Linked DNA regions of Homo sapiens: region 1 is linked to region 2. Evidence: chromatin loops called from intact Hi-C (ENCODE). Cell type or tissue: gastrocnemius medialis. All regions are shown on one strand. Each heading gives the region's core, and the rest is flanking DNA. Links, peaks and the distances in the headings are about the cores only.

Evidence for each region. Hi-C counts contacts between places; a loop is a spot of excess contacts. Peaks named below come from ENCODE experiments on the same cell type or tissue, not always from the same donor. Only the 100,000 strongest peaks of a DNase experiment are listed, where the experiment ranks them.
Region 1: a loop joins it to region 2, with 2.3 times the contacts of the local background. A loop is called at or near these places in 1 of 110 quality-filtered maps.

Annotation. Positions count from the first base shown.
Region 1 is chr12:112,731,989-112,737,364 of GRCh38, reverse strand. It overlaps a transcript of RPH3A not described here. Among named protein-coding and RNA genes, the nearest start is that of MIR1302-1, 40 kb to the right of the region's middle. In gastrocnemius medialis, for the core only: no CTCF peak of the experiment used is centred there; no DNase peak of the experiment used is centred there.
Region 2 is chr12:112,847,223-112,852,598 of GRCh38, reverse strand. It overlaps RPH3A (rabphilin 3A), which reads right to left. Exons shown (of 22, transcript NM_001143854.2): 5 at 4,757-4,903. Among named protein-coding and RNA genes, the nearest start is that of OAS1, 57 kb to the left of the region's middle. In gastrocnemius medialis, for the core only: no CTCF peak of the experiment used is centred there; a DNase peak (open chromatin) is centred at 2,082; H3K27me3 peaks cover 335 bases.

The DNA.
Region 1 (5,376 bases), core at 210-5,209, 120 kb after region 2:
TACATATTATTATCCCCATTTTACAAGTGGGGAAACTGAGGCTAAGTGAGCCATGGACTCAAGATTCCAACTCAAACAGTCTGGTCCACAGTCCTCAATCTCATCCACTATGTCTGTATATTCATCCCTTAGCATAATATCTATTAACAACTCACTTTATAAAGAAGTAGCTTTTGTTTGTTTTTTTTTTATTTTGTTTTTTTTTTTTTTGAGACAGGGTCTCATTCTGTCACCCAGGTAGGAGTGCAGTAGCACAATCTCGGCTCACTGCAACCTCCACCTCCCAGGCTCAAGCCATCCTTCCACCTCAGCCTCCTGAGTAGCTAGGATCTCAAGTGTGCACCACCATGCCCAGATAATTTTTGTATTTTTTGTAGAGACTCGGTCTCACTATATTGCCCAGGCTGGTCTTGAACTCCTGGGCTCAAGTGATCCTCCCATCTTGGCCTCCCAAAGTGCTGGGATTACAGGCATGAGCCACTGTGCCCGGCCAGAAGTACTTTTCTTTAAGTAGCCTAAATTTACATATGTTGAGCCTCAAGAGAGATTCCCCCACTATGTCCACCTATCCATGTCTGCCTGCCATTGGTTACCCTCAAATTGCAAGCCTTTCTGAAAGAGAGAGCCCCAGAGTGAGAAAAATAACAACAACAACAGTAGCTGACATATATTAAGCACCTAGTATGCGTCAGCCCTATTCTGACAGCTTTAAATCTTTAAGGCATTTAATATGCACAGTCCCATGAGGTGGTCACTGTTCTTATCCCAAGGGTCGTTAATTGCCCTTGGCTTTATGAAATAGCACATTTCTAGACAGCTGCAGTGCTCACACTCCGTGTCTCATTTCTCCATGTGTTCACCAAATATTTATGCAGCACTTACTATGTGCCAGGCCAATGCAAGATGCTGAAGAAGACAAAGTCCCAGCCTGAAGGAGCTTTTGGTCCAGTGAGGGGACAGTCAGAAGGCAAATAAGTACAACACAGTGAGACAAGATCCCCTGGACAAGGTGTCAGGTAAACAATGAAGAAGCTGCTAAACACTGGCTAAGCAATGGTTCTCAAACAGAGGTGGTTTTGTCCCTCAGGGACATTGGGCAATGTCTGGAGGCAGTTTCAGTTGTCACAACTGGTGGGGGTAGTGCCACTAGAATCTCGTGCATAGAGGTCAGGGGTAGTACACAACATCTTACAATGCCCAGGAAAGCTCCCACAACCAAGAAGTGTCCAAAACGTGGTAAGGTTGAGAAACCCCACTGTAAATGAGTCAAAGTCAAGACAAATTTGAGCTGGGCTTTTAAGGATGTGTAGGGGTTTAGAAGAGGGGGAAAAGCATTCCAGGCAGAGGGAACAGCCTATGCAAAGTCAAGAAGAAAGTAAAGGGCAAGGCACGTTTAGAGAACATGTCTCAGGATGTCCTCCCAGGGAACAATGGGAACAATGTTCTCTCAAATGGGAATCGTGTAGCATGAGTAATAAAGTAGGGTAGGAATAGATCCCAGTGGGTCCATGGAGCAGCCTAAATTTCATCCTCTAAGCAATGAGGAGCCACTTAAGGTATTTGAGCAGAGTGGACAATGAGCAGGTCAGAACTGAAGAAAGGCTTGGGGGGAGGTGGGGAAGACCAAGGTCAGGACACCATGAAGCCAGGCTGCTCCACACCATCTCTGTCCCAGCGTCTAGTGAACCCTAAATTCTGGGTGCCTAACTCTGGCAGGCTCAAGTGCAAAGTGTCATTCTCCATCCCAGGCTCTGCCAGGCACAGATTCAAAAAACAATTAGCCTCCGCTGACATGGCAGTAACGAAGGCATGTCCTCCCTCCGAAATCTTAACTCCAGCAGGCAAGAGCACAGCAGGTTTCCAAACCTCTGCCCTGGGGCATTTCTAGACATTTTTATCTGGAAGAGGCTTTTTTCTGCTAGGTTTAATGAGGGAGGTAAGAAGACTACCTAATTTGAGTTCTTAGAGGCTCACACACTCAAAATTAAGTTTCTAAGCTTCTCTCCCCAACATCTCTCCATGCCTTTTCCTTTTGTTTCTATTGACTTCCCTGCAAAGTGCTTTAGGGTCCCAGTGGAATTTACAAGCCTTACAGCTTCCCAGAGTTTAACCTCCCAGTGAATCCGGCCATTGGCCATTTTTGCTGTCAGCCAGGATAATCGATACTAAGCTCTTAAATTGTGTTTCTTCCTTGGGCGATTTTCCCGAGGCTGTTATCTCTGCTCTGTGACACCCAGGACTGCAAATGGCAGTCAGAGAAGAGTTTCGGTTTGGGAGCTTGTGTCAGAGGTGTTCGAACCAGAGTGACTCCATCTTGAATAGGGGCTGGGTAAAATAAGGTTGAGACCTACTAAGCTGCACTCCCAGGAGGTTAGGCATTCTGAGTCACAGGATGAGATAGGAGGTCAACACAAGATACAGGTCACGAAGTCCTTGCTGATAAAACAGCATACAGTAAAGAAGCCAGCTAAAACCACCAAAACCAAGATGGTGACGAAAGGGACTTCTGGTTGTCCTCACTGTTCATTATACACTAATTATAATGGATTAGCATACTAAGAGACACTCCCACCAGTGTCATGACAGTTTACAGATGCCATGGCAAAGTCAGAAAGATACCCTATATGGTCTAAAAAGGAGAGGAACCCTCAGTTCTGGGAATTCCTCACCCTTTTCCCAGAAAACTCACGAATAATCCACCCCTTGTTTAGCATATGATCAAGAAATAAATATCCTGAGTCCAGCAGCCCAAGCTGCTGCTCTGCCTATGGAGTAGCCATTCTTTACTCCTTTACTTTCTTAATAAACTTGCTTTCGCTTTATGGACTCACCCTTAATTCTTTCTTAAGCAAGATCCAAGAACCCTCTCTTGGGGTCTGGATTAGGACCCCTTTCTGGTAACACTTGGACTGATATTCGCCATGTACAGTCACACGTCACGTAATGATGGGAATATGTTCTGAGAAATGTGCTCTCAGGCAATTTGGTCATTGTGTGAACATCATAGAGTGTATTCACACAAACCTAGAGGTATAGCTGACTACACACTTAGGTTATAGGGTAGAGCCTATTGCTTTTAGGCTATAAACCTGCACAGCATGTTATTGTCCTGAACACTGTAGGCAATTGTAACACAATGGTAAGCATTTGTGTATCTAAACATATCTAAGCATAGCAAAGGTACACTAAAAATATGGTAGTACAATCTTATGGGACCACCATCATATATGAGGTCCATCTTTGACCAAAACATCATTATGCAGCTCATGACTGTACTTGGGCAAGTGACTTCCCCCTTTGGACCTCGTTTTTTTCATCTGTATAATGAGAATAATAAGATATCTAATTCAAAGAGCTGTGTAGAGGCCACAGATGTAAATTCCTTAGTACAGTGGTTGGCACTTAATAAACATTCAATAGATTAACATAGTAATAATACTATTGTTACCAGAGCCACCTAAAGCTGCATGACCTTTTACACTCTCCTATTCTTTGCTAGAAATTATGAAACCACATGAGGAAAAGGTAGAAGGAAAGGAAAAGTCATCCAGATCCTTCTCTGCATCTGCCATGCCCACTCTGTGCTGGGTTCTTGTTTGCACATCCGCTTGTCTTTAATCCTCACTTGGCAGCCTCAGAGAAGTGCTGCTTCTATCTTCCTTTAAGAAAGAATTTCCTTCCATTGCAAGGAGAACCTTCGGGATCTGCTGCAGCATTTGAACCAAGACACCTTCTCTTCAGGTAGCCCCAGTCAATGACTGGGCATGGCAGGGGTACTAAGGCCTCGTCACTTCTGACCAATTCGAGGCTTCTTCATTGGGCTGTCTTTTGATGGGAGCTCCCTGTTGGGTGGGCCAACACTTCAAGCCTGCATCACAAGCTGAAGGCTTCCCCTGCACACTCCTGCTTCAACCCCTTTATCTTTCACAGGCATTAACCCCCAGTAAGCCTCTTGCACCCCTAACTATGTGTCTGCTTCCAAGAAGGCCTAACACACCTCACAACCAACTCTTAATGCTGTATGTGTGTGTGATGCTGGTGTATGTGTGTGCAGATATGTGCGTGCCAGTATGGGTGTATATGCACAGGAATGTGTGTGGGTATTTGTGTGAAAGTATTTGTTCAGATGTGTGTATATGCAGGTATGTGTGCAGGTGTGTGTGTACGGGTGTGTGTGCAAATCTGTGCAGGTGTGTTTGGAGCTTGTTTCCTTGTCTGTAGCACAGGCTCATGCTTGAAACTTGCAGAGCATGAGGTTCTTATCTCAAACATGAGACACATGAGTGCCAGGGGAGGTGACCCAGAGCCTAGCACAGTGCCCAGCTCATTACAGGAGCAGCTTGATGCATATTTGTGAAATGAATGACTAAATTGATAACTGTAATGCAATATTCAAATCAGACAGTGGTCTGCATCTTACAGAAGAGAAAAACATTCCCAAAGTCCAATTACCTTTTAATCCTCTTAATGACAGCAATAGCCAACATCTACTGAGGGTTTTGATGGTTACAGTTACACACTCTAGATCCACCTTCAAGGAAGAGCAAACTATGTCAACTGCAGAGCCACCTTACCCAAAGCCACACACCTCCCAGGGTGGCCCATACTCAACAAATGCTGAGTATACAGGCCTGACCATATTGAACCAACTCAGGACACCTCTCGAGGGCCATTCTAGCTCCAGGGCTCTGTGGGGTCAGCTGAAGCAATGACTGGACCCTCACTGCAGCTCAATGTTTCCCACTACCTTATTCTGCTCCCTTCCTCTCCTTCCCACTAGGGTGGATCCCAAGAGCTCTCTTTATTAAACATCCTGCACGTTCATCTCCCCACAAAGCCATTTCTTGGGGAACCTAGCGTGCGTTAATGAGGGTGCCCAGAGCATTCACATGTATGGACTCATCAAATTCTCACTACAACCCCAGAAAGTAGGAATTATTAATCCCATGTTACGGGTAAGAAATACAAGGCCCAAAAGATCACATGGCTAGCAAATGGAGAGCGGGGATGCCAGCCCAAGTGTGTTGGACTTCAAAGCCTGAGATTCTAAATCTTTGGAAATGAGCGTGTTCATCCTCCACCTCCAAACTGAGTCTCTAAAGTGAGTCCAGCTCTCAGAAGTAGCCAAGGTAATAGAGAGTGGCCTGACACCCCAGAACCCAGCTTTTCCCTTGGGCATCATTCTGAGAAGCCTCCACAGGACCCACCACGAACCAAGGACACCAGTCAGAGAACACTGAAGTTCATGCCTCCAGAAACGCTTGTTTGCGATTAGATCATCAGAAAGGTCATTTTGAAAGAAGTCATTGCTGAGCTGATAATGAGTTTAAAAGGATGTTTAATCAAACATAGTTATCTGATCGAAGCTGGAACTTG
Region 2 (5,376 bases), core at 62-5,061:
CCTTCCGTAGGAATTTGGAATTTAGACTAAGAAGAGCTATAAAAACTGGGAGACTCTAGCTAGCGTGGCTATATTTTCTAATATATGGGATGAGAAGTAGGCCTTTTATGAGGCTAGGCTGTGTTCTTGTCCTCAGATCCCTGGAGATATCTCTGAACCCTTATATCAAATTTCTCTTTCTACATAATGGGATAAAGATAGCCACCAATAATGCCTTCCTCCTCTGCATGCACATGCCATTTATCACATAAGGAGATAGGATCTATTTCCTGTCCTCAATAGAAAGTGATGGAAATGATACCCTGCCAGTTCCAGACCCAGCTGTTAAGAGACCAGGCAACACCTATCTTTGCTCCCTTGGGATCCAACTGCCATGTAAAGGAGCTCAGGCCAGACTAATGAATAAGGAAGGATGAAATGCAAAGAGAGGGGCTACCTGAAGAGCACCAAGGTACAGACGGGGGAGTAAAGCTTTCTTGCACCTTCCAGCCCAGCCCAACCACTGACTGAATGCAGCTGAGTGAGCAAACCTAGCCCACGTCCCCTGAAGCAGAAAACCTGCCCAGCAGAGCTCTGTCTGAATCCTTAACCCATAAAATCATGAAAATAATACACTGTTTTGCTCTAAGCCACGAAGTTTTGGGTGGTTTGTTATATTGCAATAGATGACCGAAACAACCTAGCTGGAATTAGTTTCCTTTCTTGTGAGCAAAGTGTCCTAACTAATATAGAAAATCTGTAGCAGTCGGGCATGCAAAATAAATTCTGAAATCCCACTTGGCACTTATATAAGAAATGTGGGGGCAAAATGAGGTTGGTTAATGAGTTTCTCTTCTGGCCATCCTCTCTCCCTCCTGGGAAGCTGAAGAGAACAGAGCTGGGTTGTGAACTGAGTGGTGAGTGAAGATTTAGATTCCTCCTGGCAGAAGCCCATGAGCTCCATGGAATGAAGCTGCTCTGGGTTGCTGCGCATGGCCTGGGGCTCCCTGGGACAGCTAACCCTTGCAAAACTGCCCCAGGGAGGCAATGCTTCCTGGTAAGCCTGAGGGCATTTCTCTCCTGGAACTCTCAGAACCACAGCAGCATGCAGACTAGCTCTGGCAGCTTTGGAAGGTAAAGACAGGTTAATAAGAGCTGAAAATAATAATTGGGCCAGCACAGAAAGGGTTTCAACTTCCAGCTCTCAAAATGTCCCCTCCAAACCTGAGTAATTAAAATTTCCATGTTCTACAGAGCCTAGGAATTTGCAACACATCTTCAGGAAAAACATCTCAGACATTTAAGAGCATAGTTCCGAGAGTCAGCCAATAGGGATGTGTACCTTGCCTGCATACGACCTTGGGCAAATGACCTAAACTCTCTAAGCTTCGGTTTCCTCACCTGCAAAATGGGGATAATAATAGCTTACTTGACAAGGTTGAGAGGAGCAGTTAATGAGTTAAGCACATACCTAGTAAGTGCTTAATAAATTGCATCCATCATGATGATTATTTATCATGTTTATCAACAGTGATTTCATAACTCTCCCAGATAGCTTTCACTCAGATAACAGAAAAGAACATTCAGCATCATGGGGCTGATGTCTGGACCCAGTAAGGGACACAGCTACATTGGCGATTTCAACATAGAAGGAGCTCATTTACTCTGAGAGGTACAGCCAGCAATAGGGTGTGAGGCCCCTCACCAGACACCCCCAAAATACTGTAGATTCTGAGCAGGAAGAATCTTGAGAAAGAGACTGAGTCATTTGATGGGTGGGGAACTGAGGTCCCAAGAGCTCACTAACTGAGATCCTCATGTTCTGCAGTGGGAGCCCCAGTTAGCACCCCCATTTTCAGTTTGGCTCCATGTCTGATGTTTCACTTGGCTTTCATCTGACTCTTCTCTGATCCCCTCCCAGGGAAGTGTGGGTGGAACAGGAATCAGGGCAGGTTTGAGTTTATAAGACACAAATAGCATTGGGTTTGCCTCTGGCGATGCTACCAGCAAGGGCTGGCTGCAGGAAGGGCGCTGTGGAACAACCACAGCCAGAATCTTCCGGGACTGTCCTCCCCACTCTGGGAAGCCAGGCAGAAAACACATTGTCTCAGCAAAGGGACATTCTGTCACCAAAGACTTGGCCCAAGCTCCCCTGGAAGCCTCTCAAATCTCCTTCAGGGGAAGCCAGGGGCTGCTAGAATTTCAGGACTTGCCAAACAGGAGTCTCAGGGCAGACTTCTAGAACAAAGGCTTCAGCTAGTGTCAAAAATCAGCTTTCTCATTAAAAAAAAAACACCTCACCATTAAATAATTGCCATTATTTATTAAGCATGTACTTTGTACAACTCACCACGATAATCCTTTGCATGCTAATTAAATACTCACTCAGATGTATGTGATAATGTTATCCCCATTTTGCAGATGAGGAAACTGAGGCACAGGGAGGTAAAGTGGCTTATCTAAGGGCATGCAGTGGGTAAGTGGCAGAACTGGAATTTGGACCCAGATCTCCCTGACTGTGCAACCCCAGCTCTTAACCACAATGCTCTGCCACCATGTCACCAGGTTGGTAGGGAGAATACAGCAGGGCATTGAAGGTAAAACAGGGACCTCATTTACCCTGTTCTAGATCATTTAAGCTGGGATCTGCTCAGTCCACAAGGACCTCCCCTGACCCCCAGAGGCAGCCCAGTGGCCATGTTGATACAACTGGGCTTGGCACGCCTGGCTGCAGTTGACTGGACAAGGAATAGTATCTGACATAAGCCAGTCAGAGTACTTTCCCTGGGAATTTGGACCCTGGATAAGACTATAAACTCCCAAGCCTCTTGGCCACAGGCAATGTAGAAAGAAGTTGGGAGATAGCCTCATCTTCCATGTTCATTCATTCACTCAACAAATATTTTGCTGTGCACCTATTATGTACCAGGCTTTGGGAATATGGCAGTGAACAAAACCGGCAAAAATACCTACCCTTAGGAATCTTAATCTAATGGGGAGAGACGTACAATACTTAAAGAAAATATGTAAAATATAAAATGTGATAGCTGGTGGTAAGTGCCATGCAAGAAAAAGGTTGAACAGAGTTCTTGCTTTCACCGTTTACCTTTAACATACATATCTTTCCTTCCCTCATGACTGAGGCCCATCGTTGTATAAAGATACACACACATACACACACATGCACACACACACACACACACACACACACTGCCAGTCTGGAGAACTTCCCACTCCTGAAATATCTTTTAAAAAGCAAAGCAAAATAAAAACCTAACTCCATAAGCAAGCCTCTCAGACCTATCCCCTCCGTGACCACCCGAGGAGGCTGACAGAGGGCCAAGTGTGAAGCTGACACATCCTGTGGCAGATGTTTGTCACTTGTCAACAACACCCCCTATTTCCCTAGCCTGCCCTGAGTGCAATTATCTGCAGAGGCTCAAATCAAAGGCATCCACTTCCTGCATCCCCAGAGCATCATTTTCCATCCAAGAACCTCGTTAACCCCCAGCTGAGTGTCTGGGTAGGGAATCAGTGGGCATCTCAGTGCCCAAATCCGCTGTAAGCAGTTGGCAATGGCTTCCCCTGGCAGAAGGGCTTGGGTAGGGGCATAGGGTGGAGGTGGTATCCCAGCAACCTGCCTTCCCATTTCCTGTTTGATATTCGGGTCTAGGAAGACCACTCCAGTGGCCTCTCTGTATCCCGGCAGCCAGTCTCCATTTATACCAAGAGTCCTCCAAACACATACCCTCACTCCCTTCTCTCAGTCACTCCTCCCACCCTGATGATGCCCCACATTTTCCCCAGTCCCCCAGCTCCAGCCCACACCCATGCCACTCCTTGCTCTCCAGTACTGTCCCTGCTCATTGATTTTGTCACTCTCTTCCACTCTTCACACATCCTTCTTATAAGCCTTGCTTCTCTCCCAAACATGTTTTCATTATCCCCACCCTCTGAGCCCCACTTTCCCCTCCTTCCTACCATTTATTAAACACATAGTGTCACCAGAGCCTGGGTCAGGAACTGTGCATGTGTCATCCCAACACTTACAAGAGTCTTATAGGATAATTACTGTTATTTCCCCCATTCTGCCAGTAAGCAAACTGGGGCTCAGAGAGGTCAAGCAACATGCCCAAGATCCACAGCAGGCAAGTGGGGAGCTGGCATGGGACCCCGGGTTCTTGGAGTCTGGACCCATCAGGTTAACCTCTGCTTCCTCACTCACATGCTGCCTGACTGTTATAGGACTGGTTTCTCCGATTGTCTTAAGTAACTAATTTCAAACATGCTCTCTCTTTTACACACTCTTTTTTACCTACTCTCTGTCCTCCTAACCTTGCCCTCAGCTGTACCTTCTGACACCTACATGGCTCTCATCTCCAGAACACATCCCTATGCAGCTGTGATTAGCTGAGACACCTGATGCTCACACCCACCCCGCTTCTTGCAGCCTCCAATGACATCTCCTCTTTCCCTATCACAAGACCCCTCCCCCTGCCCCTTCTTCAATGCACCCCCAGCCAAGAACCTCCTCACTCGCAGCCCAATCTCTCCTCTAGTCCCTTTTCTCTTCTCCTAGCTCTCCCAACTCATGCAACAAAGATCCCACGTCTGCCAGTGGGGAAGGGGGTGGGGCGGGGAGGTGGCCCCGTAAGTCACAAATGGCAAAGCCCAGAGGCAGCCCAGCACACCCCGTTTGAGGCCAAAGCCCTGCTCCAGCCCAGCACACCCTCCTGCCACAGCAGCTCTGGGGTGAATGGGAAGCGTTAAGCCTCACCCGATTCGCTCCTGCTCCATCTCTTCCATTTTCTCAGCTCGAGCAATCACCCTGTTGATGATTTCTTTCTCCTCATCAGTCAGCTCTTCCTGCTTCCTCTGCCTGTCAGGCTGACCACCGGGGTGGACGGACCAGCCTGCCTGGAGCCTGAAAGGAAATTTGGGAAGGTGTGAGGGTGGGCAGAAAATAGTAGTTCAAATTCCTGCCGGGAAACTCACTGTCTGGGAAACTGTGGACAAAAGGATCATCTCTCTCAGAGCTTCAATCTGCTCCTCTCTGCAATGGGACACACATACTTCCCTCTTAGGCTTCTAATGAGTTTATTTTGCTATGTGCTTAGTACACAGTAGACACTCCATGACATTTTCAGCAAGCTCATGGAAACCTGGAGGGTAAAGATATTTCAAAAAAGATTCCAGAACAGTAGACTTCTACAACTGGAGTGGAAATGATTCAGGACAGGAAGTCTGAAGTCCTGGGTCCCAGGTTGACCACAGCATCTGCCTGGCAGAGAGATGGCTTTTGGGGGCCACATAGCTTTTTAAAATAAGTTTAAACTGGTTGCCAACTAGGTCTCCAAAAATCTCTTGAATTCACATAAATGTCTAGAATTCCAGCCT